3 separate regions of the Homo sapiens genome follow, and regions 2 and 3 are each linked to region 1. A link is a contact called in ENCODE Hi-C or POLR2A ChIA-PET data. All regions are on one chromosome and are shown on one strand. Each heading gives the region's core, a stretch centred on a gene start or an enhancer-like site at or near the end of the contact. The rest is flanking DNA. Distances are from core to core; before and after follow the strand shown. Region 1 holds the start of RAVER2 (ribonucleoprotein, PTB binding 2). Region 2 has its middle 16 kb from the start of MIR3671. Region 3 holds the start of LINC01359 (long intergenic non-protein coding RNA 1359).

The links. Hi-C counts contacts between places; a loop is a spot of excess contacts on that map. ChIA-PET counts read pairs that join two places held with the same protein, here RNA polymerase II (POLR2A). Pooled maps may share reads with other maps.
Region 2: a loop to region 1 is called in a map of naive thymus-derived CD4-positive, alpha-beta T cell, with 14 times the contacts of the local background. The contact joins the enhancer-like site here to the promoter of RAVER2 in region 1. A Hi-C loop is called at or near these places in 3 of 168 maps with a recorded cell type or tissue (K562 and naive thymus-derived CD4-positive, alpha-beta T cell), 9 of 37 single-sample maps with no recorded cell type and 10 of 50 pooled maps. POLR2A ChIA-PET finds 5 or more read pairs at or near these places in 1 of 52 experiments (CD8-positive, alpha-beta memory T cell).
Region 3: a map of mammary epithelial cell shows a loop between it and region 1 (2.5-fold over the local background). The contact joins the promoter of LINC01359 here to the promoter of RAVER2 in region 1. A Hi-C loop is called at or near these places in 1 of 168 maps with a recorded cell type or tissue (mammary epithelial cell) and 9 of 50 pooled maps. POLR2A ChIA-PET finds 5 or more read pairs at or near these places in 3 of 52 experiments (CD8-positive, alpha-beta memory T cell, HEK293T and activated CD8-positive, alpha-beta memory T cell).

Annotation. Positions count from the first base shown.
Region 1 is chr1:64,742,684-64,747,519 of GRCh38, reverse strand. It overlaps RAVER2 (ribonucleoprotein, PTB binding 2), which reads right to left and starts at 2,445. Exons shown (of 12, transcript NM_001366165.2): 1 at 2,099-2,445. The coding sequence starts at 2,347. RefSeq lists silencers at 2,472-2,671, 2,692-2,791.
Region 2 is chr1:65,039,077-65,043,912 of GRCh38, reverse strand. It overlaps a transcript of JAK1 not described here. Among named protein-coding and RNA genes, the nearest start is that of MIR3671, 16 kb to the left of the region's middle. Within about 2 kb of position 2,317, at least 9 of the 41 ENCODE cell types and tissues checked have a DNase peak (open chromatin) inside an H3K27ac peak, as active enhancers do.
Region 3 is chr1:65,000,178-65,005,013 of GRCh38, reverse strand. LINC01359 (long intergenic non-protein coding RNA 1359) reads left to right here and starts at 2,538. Exons shown (of 7, transcript NR_119383.1): 1 at 2,538-2,685. It also overlaps a transcript of JAK1 not described here. RefSeq lists a silencer at 2,173-2,312 and an enhancer at 2,443-2,522.

The sequences.
Region 1 (4,836 bases), core at 1,196-3,695:
AAAAAGAAAGAAAGAAATGAATGAATAAACACAGTCTCTTCTGGAAAAGAACAAGAACTTAGTATTTCAAAAATATCTGATTACTTAATAATTGAACAAAAGCCATATTAACCATTTCATAAGGGTAAATATGTAGTTTTAGCACAGGTGATTTTATGTAGGCCTTACTAGCAAAAAGACACAAAATAAAATAAAGTGAAACTTTCATCAGTAAGTTGACAGTAAAATATAGTCACTAAGAAAAAGCAGACATTATAATTAAGGGAAATTGTTAAAACAAAAAATACAAAAAAATTCATGCAGAACATATGAAAATATTAGTTTAAGTAGATGAAATCTCAAAAATACAAATCCCAGTGTAATTCTGAGAAAGCTTCTATCACTAATTAAAACTGCTCCTTTTATTAGACCCTTTGATATATTTTTCATGTCTATTGCGAAGGGAAATGAGAAAGATACCAACAGCAAAGCAAGAATAGACAGAACGTCTTCAATTTGGGGTCTAAATATATTTAGAATTAATGCAAGGAATTGTGATAACAAAAACAGCTGACATTCTACAAAGACATTGAGATACTTCTCTATTTCTCTCCTCCTAGACTGTCTATACAAAGAGCTGCTATTTTTTAAATTTGTTTTTTTAAAAAATGCCATCTGCTTCTTCCAAGCCTCCTCCTTCCTGAGCTCCCTTACAGTCCTCTATTTGTATGGGCAGGGGAGGCTGCTTCCAAGAAATCAGTCCATTGCAGGTGTCCTTAACAGGTAGTATCACAAAACATTACCTGACAGATGGGAAGTGGACCATGGCGGAATGGAAAGAGTTGAAAGACAGATGAGATAAACAATACTGACAGACACTGCATTTTGAAACAAAATAGCCCCCCATGCCTACGGGTTATAAGGTTATATGTTCATATTTATTGTGAATGGCTATGTAAGGTCTCATTACATAGTAATGGGGCATTGGTCTCATTATTTTATAAGTCACATGGAAGAACTGCCATGCAATTGTCAATAGCCAGCCCTCTTGCAATTTCATGCATCCGGTTACAGGAGGAACTACAAATCCGCAACTACCAGGACAGCCCACCACACTCGGAGCAGTATATAAATTCAGGTTATATGTGAAACATGTGTGAACATCCAGACAGCTAAGAAATCCTGAAGAATCAAAGAAATGATTTCAAGCTTTTGATAAAACAAAAATATATATGCATAGGAAAAGAGAAAAGAACAACATCCCAGGATAACAATGGTTATCTTCAGGTATCAGAAATATGGGTAATTTCTGTGTCCCCTTTGTGCTTCTCTGTCTTTCCTAGCTCTCCTACAATGAGCATGCAGCTTTTGAAATCAGGGGAAAAAAAAAGTTAAATAGATGCAGAGTTTCTAATCTTAAAAGCAACAGTTAATCTGGATTAAATACACAGAGTAGCTATCTTTAAACCTCATCCAAGTCACTGAGAACAAACCCTCCAGTACTGTACTTGGCGTAGCAGGAGGCGGCTGCAAGGCTCCAAGGAGCGCAGCAATAACTCTATTCTGGGGCCTTAGCAAACTGAGAAGACAGAGTTGTTTCATAGAAACTTGGGCAAGTGCTTCTGCAACAACAGCGAAACTCACTCCCAGCTCTCTCGTGCCCCTGCCCCCTATGGCACTCCCGAGCACCGGGGACTATACGTTGGAGCCCTCGCCCCTGCCAAGGTGCTCCCGAAGCTTCGGCCCCCTCTACCCCCGCTCCCCCCCGCAAAATGTGTGCTCCACAACTCACCTCCACTCTCCTTCACCTCCTACTCCTCTACGGCCGTAGGGGAAGGAAAGACCGGGCCGAACTTGGAGGCAGCAGCCCCTGATTCCCGTGACCTTGGAGAAGCCGCTTCGCCACTCAGAGCCTCAGTTTCCCAATCTGCCCCCCTCCCTGGCAGGGCGTCTGCAGGCTAGAAACCCCAAGAACTCAGTCAAACCGAGGGGCCGCTCTCACCACTCGGCGCCGACCCACTCCCCAGGACCGCTCTGAGGCGCCCCCGATCCCAGCCTGGACACGGAGCGCCGCCCCGCCGCCCCTCGGGACGCGTCGCCCCTATCACCGTCCCAGTACCTGGCAGTTGCTGTCCTGGGGCAGGTTTTTCACCAGGATTTTCCTGCGGTTGCTCAGCTCCCGCTGCATCCGCTGCAGTCGCGCGGCGACCTCCTCAGGGTGCAGCGCGGCGGGCATCGGGTCCGGGGCGCCCTCGTGCGCTTCGGCTGAGGGGCCCTGCCCGCGCAGCCCCGGCCCCGGCCCCAGCCCCGCCGCGCTGCCCAGGCCCGCGCCCCCCTCGCCGCCGCCGTCTCCCGCCGCCGCCGCCATCTTCCCGGGCGCCCAGCGGCTGCGGACTCCTCGGAGGCTCCAGGGGAAGCGGAGAGAGAAAGCGGGAGGAGGCCCGGGCGAGGGCGAGGCGGGCAGAGGCCGCAGAGTGGGCCCAACCGCGGGGAAGGGGGGCGGTGGGAGGAGGGAGTAGAGAGAGGCGGCGCCGCAGCCAGCAGCCTGCTGGCGGGGAGAGGAAACCTGAGGCGCCGAGGAGGAGCCCGAGAACCACCTCGCGGGAACCTCCCCCGCCGGCCCCCGGCCCCGGCGCACAGGCGCGCCCGCGCCCGCCTCTCGCGGGTCCGCAGGCGGGGCCGGGCGCCGCCACCCGGACACCTGTGAGGGCGCGGACGCGCAGGCGGGCTCCCCCTCTCTGCGAGGCCTTCGCGAACGCCCAGGGTCGTTCTCTGGGGGATGCGGCCCCTTCGCGGTGGCTTCGCCGGGAGACTCAGCCCCAGGCGCCTGTCCCCGGCTGGCCCCCCATGTGACGCCGCAGCTCTCCCCCGGCTCCCCTCGAAACTCCCGCGCTGGGGCGGCCCGGGGGCTGCGGGCGCGAACTCGGTCTTCCCACACCCGAGATGGGGCTGGAGGGGTGGCAGGAGGGCGCCTCCTGCAGCCCGGCTGGCTCCCGATGGTAACCCTTCTGTTGGTTCAAGAAGAGCATATTTGGCAAAGTTTGAGTTTACAATGAGATTTTCTGGGGAGTAAAAAGAGGGACATTGTGGGAGAAATGTTATGTATTTGGTAAAACCTGATCGTAATGTATTTTGCTAGCTGTGTATGAGAAAGCCTGTGCCCTTCACCTGTCCCTCTGTCCCTGTCATGCAGTTCCTAAAATGTAAAACCTGGGTAGTTGGGTCTGCAACATGGAAAGTGATGCTGAAACAAAGACTAGAATGGAAAAGGAGCTGTGGCAGAGGGGCTGGAGAATACGCTGCTTGGAACATTATTTTAATTGAAACTTGGAGGGAGAGTTACAGTGTAGAACTATACTTAGTCAAACGGATGTCATCAGATCAAACAATCCAGCAGCCTTTGGCACTAGCCCAGGTGACCATCAGCGAAGGGGACCATGCATCTTAATTGTGTAGCATGCAAGTACACTAGCAAAAAAAAAAAAAAAAAAAAAAAAAAGACTTTAACACTAATTAAAAGAAAAACAAAATGTTTTAAAGATTTTTTAAAAATACTACAAATTCAGTCCTTACCATGTGCTCCCCCCAACCACGCATTTCTAAATGCTTTACATATACATATTTATTTACTCTTCATGATCATTCAATTACGTAGGTTTTGTTTTCCTCACTTTACACGTGAGGAAATGGGATCTGTTCTGATTGATTCCAAAGCCCAGTGTTCTGAATAACATAAAATAATTCACCCGTAATCCGTCCACCCAAAAATAATGGCTGCTAATACTTGTATCATTAAAATGATATTCGGCAATACACCCTTCTATACCACCACTATTCCTGGTAACCAAAGGATAGAAACAACCCAAATGTCCATTTATTGATGAACAGATAGGCAAAGCGTGGGATATATATATGCTAAGAAATATTTTTAGCCATAAAAAGGAATTAAGGACCCCTACAAGGTGGACGAACCTCCAAAGCATTAAATGAAAGAAGCCAGAGACAAAAGGTCATATATTGTATGATTCCATGCGTATAAAATATCAGAATAGGTAGATTCATAGAGCGGAACACAGATTGGTGTTTACCAAGGGCTGGAGGAGAAGGTAATGGGTGCAAACATCCTTATGGAATGATGAAAATCTAGTTTTGGAACTAGACAGAGGGGGCAGTAGCCCAATAATATGAATGTACTAAATAGTCACTGAACTATTCACTTTTAAAATATTAATTTTATTACGTGACTATTACTGCATAAAAATGTTTTTGAATGATATTCTGTAGTTTACAGCTCTGTTTTCTGCTTTTTACAGTATGTCTGCTGAATCCCTTTCTATGCCAATGTATTTGAATACCATGGTTTTTATGGCTGCATATTATTCTGTTGAATTAGAAAATTCACTTATTTCCTAGCATTAGTATTTCCTATTATTTTTATCTATTGTAAACAGCACTGAGTTTAACCCTCTATACATATTTGAAGATCATTACTTTTCCACAGAGTGAAGAACTAGAAGCAAAATTTCTGCATCTAGAGTAAGCATATTTAAGGATTTTTTGTATGTATTTACAAACTTACCTCAGTTTTCCCTATCACAAGCATTGTATAAGAGCACTTATTTCTCTGCTTGCATCCATGATATTCTAGTATTAATGTATCATTTTGCTTTTAAATTGTATTCCTTTGATTTTAAAAGGTATACATTTTAAACTCCAATAAGGCCCTATTTTGTAGAGCTGAGAGACTTTGAAAAGTACATTCTTTGAAGTGAAGAAGCATGAATAGCCTTAGCATAGGCTGTAACCTTGAGTCATTCATTATGTTTCAGAACATGTATTTATCCAAATGAGTACCAC
Region 2 (4,836 bases), core at 1,068-3,567, 300 kb before region 1:
CTATCTTTATTAAAAATACAAAAATTAGCCAGGTGTGGTGGTGGGCCCCTGTAATCCCAGCTACTTGGGAGGCTGAGGCAGGAGAATTGTTGACTCCAGGAGGCGGAGGTTGCAGTGAGCTGCGATTGTGCCACTGCACTCCAGCCTGGGCAACAGAGGGAGACTCCATCTAAACAAACAAACAAGCAAAAAAAAAAAAAAAAAAAAAAAAATTAGCCAGGTGTGGTGGTGCATGCCTGTAGTCCCAGCTACTCAGGAGGCTGAGGTGGGAGAATCACTTGAGTCTGGGAGGCAGAGGTTGCAGTGAGCCAAGATTATGCCACTCCAGTCCAGCCTGGGCAACAGAGCAAGACTTTGTCTCAAAAACAAAAAACAAAAACAAACTATATATATATATAATCATATGCTATGTAACATTTTGGAATTGGCTTTTTTTCAATGTAGAATAACTCCCTGGAGATTCATCCAAATTGTGGTATAGGTTTTTGTTTTTATTATCTGAAGTCTATACATTTAAAAAAGTTTTTCTATTGAGTTTGTTTTATTATTAATGAAAATCTGTAACCAAGGTTATTGAAAGTAGGTGCCACTTCCTAGCTAGGAGACCTTGTGGATTACTTCATATCTCTGAGACTCCATCTCCTCACCTTTAGAATAGGCATAAAAATTAGGACTTTATATTATATTCCCCTTATTAATGGAGGCTAATTACAAAGATGCAATACCATGTCTTCTTTAGTCACAGAGTAACTCCAAGTCCTCATATTTCTGCGATTGGGATAAACAGCAGGTCTCATGCACTGTTTTGAGTGAAAAACATTAGATTCCATGATCTACTTTTTCTGAGACCACCTGTCATTCATATTGTCCTGCAGAAAGGATCTGATTGGGTTGGTTTGTCATTTCCAACATAGAGAACCTGTAATGGGCCCACACCAAACTCCTTGAAAGGTGTTTTCCTCTCTGTGGTTCTCTTGCAGAAGCACTAGGAGAATCTTTACACTTCTCTCTCTGGCCATCAGTCAGAACAAACTGAAGCCGGAGCTTGCCTTGGAGGTGATGCCCATGCGATAGAGGTGTTCTGGCTGAGGCTGATGACCACCTAGCAGATAGGGACTAAAAGCAGAAAAGCAGAGAGTTGAACTCATCCTCAGTTTAGTTCTCTGTAGACCAAGAACAGAAGTTATTTTATCAAACATAGTAAAAAATGAAAAGTCCCCGTTGAGTCAGTGCTCTCAGAAGAGGACTCTGGATTTGACAGGTACCTAGTACTTACTGGACCCGCATCAAAGACAGCTATTCCATAAGGTTGTTATAAGGAGAAAATTCAGTGGCCAGGACAACCTTCGGCCAACTCTAAAGCCCTATATGAAACACCAGTTATTTCACCAAGTCACCTGATGTAACATGAATTCAGTCTTCTCTATGCTTTTTGTGTATGAGCAACTGTAAAAAGAAATTTCTGGGGTGTGTTTGTGTGTGTGTGTGTGTGTGTGTGTGTGTGTTAAATAAGAGTGCCTGGTTTTTCATAACTAAGACTAAGAAAATGAAAAGTATATACAGTTGTCCTTCAGTATCTGAGGGAGATTGGTTCAGGATTCCCTCAGGTAGCAAAATCTATGGAAGCTGAAGTTCCTGATAATAAACGGGATAATATTTGCATTTACCCCATGCACATCCTCTCGTATACTTTCAATCATCTCTAGACTGCCTCTAATACCTAATACAATGTAAATGCTATGTAAATAGTTGTTATACTGTACTGCTTTAAAATTCGTTATTTTTTATTCTTATAGTGTTTTCTGTTTTGAGGGTTTTTTTGTTTTGTTTTTCTTTTCCAGATTTTTTTGTTTTGTTTTGTTTTGTTTTGAGACAGAGTTTTGCTCTTCTTGCCCAGGCTGGAGTGCAGTGGTGAGATCTCTGCTCACTGCAACCTCCGCCTCCTGGATTCAAGTGATTCTCCTGCCTCAGCCTCCCAAGTAGTAGCTGCGATTATAGGCATCTGCCAACATGCCTGGCTAATTTTTTGTATTTTTGCTAGAGACGGGGTTTTACCATGTTGGCCAGGCTGGTCTAGAACTCCTGAACTCAGGTGATCCACCCACCTTGGCCTCCCAAAGTGCTGGGATTACAGGCGTGAGCCACCGTGCCCAGCCCAGATATTTTTGATCCATGGCTGGTTGAATCTTCAGATGGGAGGACCAACTGTATGTATATATAGTATAAGTATTTGCTTGTGTTTCTGAAAGGAGACAGTAGAGTTCAGTACAGAGCTGGAAACTAGCGCCCCATGGTTCCTGTGAAATGTCTGTGTACAGGAACATACAGAATCAGATGATCGCTTCTGTGTTTGCTATGATAAGGGTTACACAGAGGCCATCAGGTAGGAGACGACACAGAGAGCACAGGTTGGAGCACAGGTGGGTCGCTAGGCATATCCAGGGTCCTGGGCTGATACAGTATCTAAAACAGAAAACATCCAGTGCTTACGGGGTACTGGCTCTTTCCTCAGACTCCACATTTGAGATGCAGAGGAACTAAAACTCCATCTTTGTGTATGTAGCAAGTTTTCCCCTTTCAGCTTTGAAAATGAAAGTTTGTTTTAGGTCAGGTTCAGCCTGGGGAAATGAGAAAATCACCCACTGGGATGAGCCCTTCCCCCTTCAACACTGTAAATAGCTTTTTCCACTTGGCGCGGTCTCCTCGCCACGGTAATAAGGAGCTCTTGCTGGCTGCTCCGACCCGTGCGACAGCCAGGCCTTCAGGAGGTCTGGTGTCCCTGCACTTTGTGGTCTCTGAGCAGTCCAGCTCTGCCTGCCATCAGTTTGGGCACTTGACATTTCAGGAAATCCTGAGCCCAGATTGCAGGCCCTCTTTTTCCGTGATGATACCCACTACATTGAAATGATGGATCTGTGATAGCAACAGGAGCGATGATATACATCTTTGTATATCCCTGCCCTCCCCAGACCCCAAGTCCTATATAAAAACTTCACTTCCTGGGCTTCCTTTACCCCACCCCAATATTTGCCATGTTTTCTTGTGTTTCATGATTTTTCTGTCAGCTCCTCTGAAATGTGAGGTCCTTCAAAGCAGGACTATGTTTTTTTTCGTGGTATCCCTTGCCCCTCGCAAAATGCCTAGGACATAATAGGTGTTCTATAAATGTTTGTTGAATGAATACAGAAAAACCAGAGCGCCACTATGGGTAGGTGAGTGGGATGGGGAAGGCCCTGAAATCCAGAGCACAGGGGGACCTGGGCATGTGTGTGTATGTGAGGGCTGAGTAGGGAGATTGTTGTGGACAGAATAATGGTCCGTAGAATAAAGGTCCACATTCTGATCCCTGGAACCTGAGAACACGTTATGTTAAATGCCAGAGGGAATTCTGGTTGCAGATGGAATGAAGGTTGCTCATCCCGATTGTAAGGTCGAGAGATTACTATGGATTACCCAGGTGGGTCAGGGTAATCACAGGGTTCTTACAAGTGGGAAGCAGGAGAGTCGGAGAAGATGTGATGACAGAAGCACAGGCTGGAGTGAAGTGGCCTCGAGCCACAGAAGGCAGGTGGCCTCTAGACGATAGAAAGGTCAAGGAACAGATTCTTTCCAGAGCCTCCAGAAGGAAAGCATCTGTGCTAGCACCTTGATGTTAGCCCTTTGAGGCCCAATTTCAGACTTCTTTTTTTTTTTTTTGGAGACAGGGTCTTGCTCTAGTTGCCCAGGCTGGAGTGTGGTGGGGCAATCTTGGCTCACTACAACCTCCACCTCCTAATTTCAAGGGATTCTCCTGCCTCAGCCTCCCGAGTAGCTGGGATTATAGGTGCCCACCACCATGTCTGGCTAATTTTTATATTTTTTGTAGAGACAGGGTTTTGCCATGTTGGCCAGGCTGGTCTTGAACTCCTGACCTCAGGTGATCCACCCGCTGCAGCCTCCCAAAGTGCTGGGATTACAGGTGTAAGCCACTGTGCCTCTTCGCATTTCAGACTTTTGACCTTAAAAACAACTTGTGTTGTTTTTAAGACACTAAGTTTGTGGTAGTTTCTTACAGCAGCTATTGGAAACTAATACAGAGGCTAAGCCTAGGGGAATGGGGGGAATCCTCAGGAAGGAACCAAATAGAACACATAACCCTGGAAAAGGCAATGGCTGTGTCGGAGAAGCTCAGTCAGCATCCAAAAATACCTTTCCTGCTGAATCACCCTAGATCAAAAGTCATTGACAGTAAGATCACCACTGGTACGCAGCTCAATGTGTGTTGCCTTTAGTGTCCCCAAATAGTGTGAATACCTCTAATAATTTGAGAGAAGCCATAGTAGAATATAGTGTAAAAGAGTCAGTCAAACCTGGGTTTGAGTTTCTTTCTGCCACCTATTGACTGTAGTAGCTTACAAATGATGTAACCTCTCGAAGCCACAGTTTACTTATCTGTAAACTGAAGATAAATCTGTTTCTTAACTAGAAAGATGGTGGTGAGGACTAAATAACACATATAATGTATTTAACATAATGCCTGCCATATAGGAAACATTGGATAAGCATTATCTATTACTAAAAACATACATACTAGGAACTTTTATAACAAGGTTGTTTGAGTTATCTCTATACTCCACACTGACTCAATCATATCTAGAGTCTGTAGTGAGTTGTGGGAACAAAGAGAGCAACTGGCATGGTCAAAAGGATGTCTAGGTTGGCAGTGGTGGCACACCTGGCCCCCTTGCATTTTCATAGGACTTTTACTGTTCAAAACACTTTCCCATCTATTATCTCAAACTATCAGATGAGGTTAATATGTATGTGTGTGTGTACTGGCTGGGTGTGGCGGCTCAA
Region 3 (4,836 bases), core at 1,289-3,788, 260 kb before region 1:
CAGGAATATTGTGGATTATCAAACTAAAATTAGCAGATTCTATTTAGCCTCTTAGAATTTCAAAAATTTTTAGACATTAGTATACATCCCCACCTTCACGATATCAGAAATAAAGGGTAGTGAAGATAGCAGAGTGAAATATGAGAATTGTCTCCATTTCAGAAGGTATTTGGCTGAAATGAGACATTTCACAATTTGGTCTTCTGGTCTGCTCATCACTGGAAGTCCCAGCTTCTTCCTGGATAAGAAGTTGTACTTGGATTATATTATTATAACCACATTGTAATTATTATTGTGGAAACACCACAGACAACACGTAAAAGAATTTTTAGTCATAATCCCTACTTATAGTCTTGATTCCTTTGATCTTCACATCTACTTGTTTTGCAATTTTGGTTCCTAAATCAGACATTTGGTATAGTTGGTCAGCCTAGAAACGTCAAAGACAAAAGCTGTCTAGCTATTTGCAAGATTGTCATTGAAGTCCCTTGTGTTTGCACAGATTGCATCTGTCTATTCTGAAAGATGAGCAACAAATCCAGTCAAAGCCTGAGTGAAATAACTGACAATCTTAGATCAACCCTGATGGTCACTCACGAGTCCAGCAGTTTCTATGCAGAGCACCAAACACCTTACTTACAAAAGTAAGGTTAGTGGGAGCTTGGTATTTTCCATATCATCTTGGAGAAGCACTGTTTTGCTTATTCTGTTTTTCCTCCTCCTCCTCTTCCTCCTTTTCTTCACATATTTTGTGTGAATAAGAAAGTACTATTGGCTAGGCAGGTTGGCTTATTCCTGTAATCCCAGCACTTTGGGAGGCTGAGGCGGGTGGATCACCTGAGGTCAGGAATTTGAAACCAGCCTGGCCAACATGGTGAAACCCCGTCTCTACTAAAATACAAAAATTAGCCAGGCATGGTGGTGCACACTTGTAATCCCAGCTACTCGGGAGGCTGAGGCAGGAGAGTCAGTTGATCCCAGGAGGCAGAGGTTGCCATGAGCTGAGATCGCGCCGCTGCACTCCAGCCTGGGCGACAGAGCGAGAATACGTCTCAAAAAACAAAACAAAACAAAAAAGTGTTATTTATAGGAATAAGAACTAAAATGCCTTGTTAATATATTGTTTTGGCATTGCCAAATTTAGCCTATTTGAGTGCATGGATTGCATTTGGGGATTGCTGTTTTCTTTTTTGTTTTGTATGTTTGCTTTAGATGCGTAGACAGAGGGAGTGGAGTAAGGCTTTACAGAGATTACTACAGAAGGCATTTTTTTTTTTCATAAAGAGGGGAAAACGCACCCATCTCATAACAAGAATTTGGAGTCAAAACGAGACAGATTCCATTCCTGCCTTCCACATTAATTAGCTAGGTGACTTTGGGCAAATCACTTAACCTCTAGGTTTTCTCATCAGCAGAATGAAAGCGTTGGCCTATAGACACCCATTTAAATCCCTCCTCCAAATACTCATTCGTTCGATATTTTCTCAGTGTCTACTAAGCACAATCATTGTTAATAAACACTATGATTCTTGGAGAGCTCCAAATCGTGTCTCTGCTTTTAAGCATCATTCCCCTTCCTCCTTTAAAACCAGCGCCTGACTTCTCCCCCAAACAAATCGAAACACTTTTACCGTCTGAAAATGTACATGGGAAAAGAAACGCGTTTCATTGCAGTCACCCGGCGCCAACCTAGACCTGGCGGGCCAGCGAGCTCGTGAGATTTTCTTTCTTTCTAAAGGACAATCTCCACATTTTAAAGGGCAACCCAGTTACCCGAAGAAATACAACTTAAAGGGCGCCTGGAGCCAGGCCGGGACACCCACCCACGCTTTTCTAGGCTGAGGAAACCTGGGAAACTTTTGGGCTCCCGCCGAGTCACGCGGCTGTTCCACGGTAAGAATTGTGCAATGGGGCGAGTCAGGCGGGCGTCCTAGTAGGGAAGAAGCGGGGGAGGCTGCTGCGGTGCCAATGCTTTTCTTAAAAAAAAAAAAAAAAAAAAAGCTAGGTTGTCTCACGCCGTGCGAGGCGCGACGGCGCGGCCGGACAGCCCGGTTCCCGCTGGCCCCAAGCCCGGGCCAAGAAAGCATCGCTTCCCCGCCGGGACCTGGAAGGAGCAGCGCGTGCGTGCGTCCCCTCCCGGGGGCAGAGACTGCCCGCCCGCCACAGCGCTTTCCTGGGACTCTGCGAGGGGCCGGGGTGCGAGCGGGAACTGCGGCAGGCGCAGACTGGCCACATCGATCGTGGCGGGGAAGTCCGGGCTCGCGCTTTCGGTAAGAGCGCCCGGGCTTCCAACTGCGCGGTGCCCCCGCCTCCGCCGCCGCCGGCCAGGCTCGCACTTTCGGATGGTGACGCATCCAGCTGGCTCCGCGGAAGCCTGCGCTGAAACCTGGAGCCCTCCGGGGTGGCCTACTCCTCAGCGCTGCGTTACTGAGCGCTCCCTGGGTGCAGGCTTGGTGATCCAAGTTTGGTCACAGTCATCACTTATGTCACTATCCTTGTGATGTACATACTATAATTAGCGTCACTTAGAAGTGAGGAAACAGGCTCCAAAAGCTTGTTACTTGCTTGTAGTCAAACAGAAGGCAGAGCTGCGAATCAAATCCAGGTTTGTCTCGACATGCCACTAGCTCATACTTCCCTTGGATCAGCCACTAAATGGCTTTCACTCCAGTGAGCAGCGACCAGGTAACACATAGGACGGGTGCGTGGCGGTACCGAGCCCACTGCCCAGGGGCAGCGGGGGCGCTTGCTTCTGGCTGGGGCTCACTCATTTGCCCAAATGGGCTGTAAAATATATACATACACACCCATATATGTGCATATATACACATACGTATATACACACAAACATACGTATATACGTGTGTGTGTTTGTGTATACATACATATTGGACAGCATACCGCAGACTCTGAGCCTCAGTTTTCAATCTTGTATTGGGATCAGGGCACCTATTGTAAGGAGTAGTTGGAAGATGAAATAAGATAGTTTTAACATAGATGCCAGCATCTCGGGGACGCCTGATATATGCCATTTTGCTCTTTTTGCAGCACTCCTGGGGACATCAGGGCACTCACGCTCCTTAACACTGGACAGGAGACCTGCGCAGTCATTCTAGGTCAACACCCTCTCTGACAGACTAGGAATTTAATCCACTCAACGGGAAAATCACTTACCTGCATCACCATCTAGTTACTGACAGACACCAAGCTAGGGTTCCTGCTACCCCTCAAACACACATACCACACACTCACACTCAAACACTTGCTGCCCCTCAAACACACATACCACACGCACACACACTTGCTGCCTTTCAGGCACACATACCCCCCCCCCCACACACACACTTTCTACCTCTCAAACACACATACAACACACACATTTGCTGCCTCTCAAACACACATATCACGCACACAAACACACTTGCTACCTCTTAGACATACAACACACACACTACCACACACACACGCACACATGCACCCCCTCTTTTCCTCCTGGAAGATTCAGACCAGCTCTGGGGCCTGAACGTGACTTCCTCCGAGCGTTGGCAGTGGCGTGGGTGGGGACCTCCGGGAAGGCGAGCAGAGGAAATCAGTCACTGCACTCGCCGCCAGCCAGCGCACAGGGAGAGGGGGACCCAGCCCAGAGGTCCCGCCCCCAGCTCCGCAGGAGGCCTCTGCTGGCGGAGGCTGGGCCCCTTTTGGTAACAAGGGGAATCACTGCAGCCCAGTGAAAGATAAACGCGTGGGTCGGGCTGTGGAATGTCCAAAATTATGAAGATTAAGGAAACAGGCTTTAGGATTCACTTGAAAAGTGAAATCGGCGAATGAAAGTTTTCTAACATGATGAGATCTTGGAAATTGTCCACTCCATTTTTGGGAGGGGTTTAATAATCACTGCCCAACTAGAGCAGCTGTTTTTCCCCTTCCAACGCCCCATTTTGTGAATTGATGCTGAAATAACTGGCCAGGTCTTTCCTTTGGGCACCCTGGAATGTTGGGAATATGAATGGCCTCTTAGTAGAGTTGGAGCTCCAAAGGAAAGGACCCTTTAGAAACAAAAACTTCCATGGCGCCACCGCACTCCAGCCTGGGCCACAGAGTGAGACCCCATCTCAAAAACAAAACAAAACAAAAATCCAACCGCCCCCCCACCAAAAAAAAAACCCTCCTTTTTAAAAATCACAAAAATAATTATTATTCATTGCAGAAAAATCAGATTTTTTCCAGAATCAGAAAATAAATGGAAATCCCACCACCCAGAAAACCACTGTTAACAATCTGATGTATAGCATTATATGTAATCACATCGAACACAATGCTTTGTCACCTTTTTCCTTTGAATCAAATATCATGGAAAAATATTTTCCATACGTGTTTTTAAATCACTACTTCGTATTCCATTGTACATTTATTTAACCAAAGCCCTATTGAATAACTTAAAAATTGTGTCCGGAAGTATTGCTATTTAAACAGGACTGGAGTGTGCAGCTTTGTAGTTATTTTTTTTTTTTTTAAGAGATGGGGTCTCTCTCACCCAAGCTGTAGTGCAGTGGCACAATCATGGCTCACTGCAGCCTTGACCTCCTGGACTCAGGTGATCCTCCCACCTCAGCCTCCCAAGTATCTGGGATTACAGGCAGGACTCATCTTGCCAGGCTGTAACTATACCTGAACACATTCTCAATTATTTGCATGGGTAGATTTTCTGGAAGTGGTATTGCTGGGTTCAGGAATAAGGATTGCCCTACAATGATCTTTTAAGACTTACGATGGCCAAGGCGGGCGGATCATGAGGTCAGAAGATCAAGACCATCCTGCCCAACATGGTAAAACCCG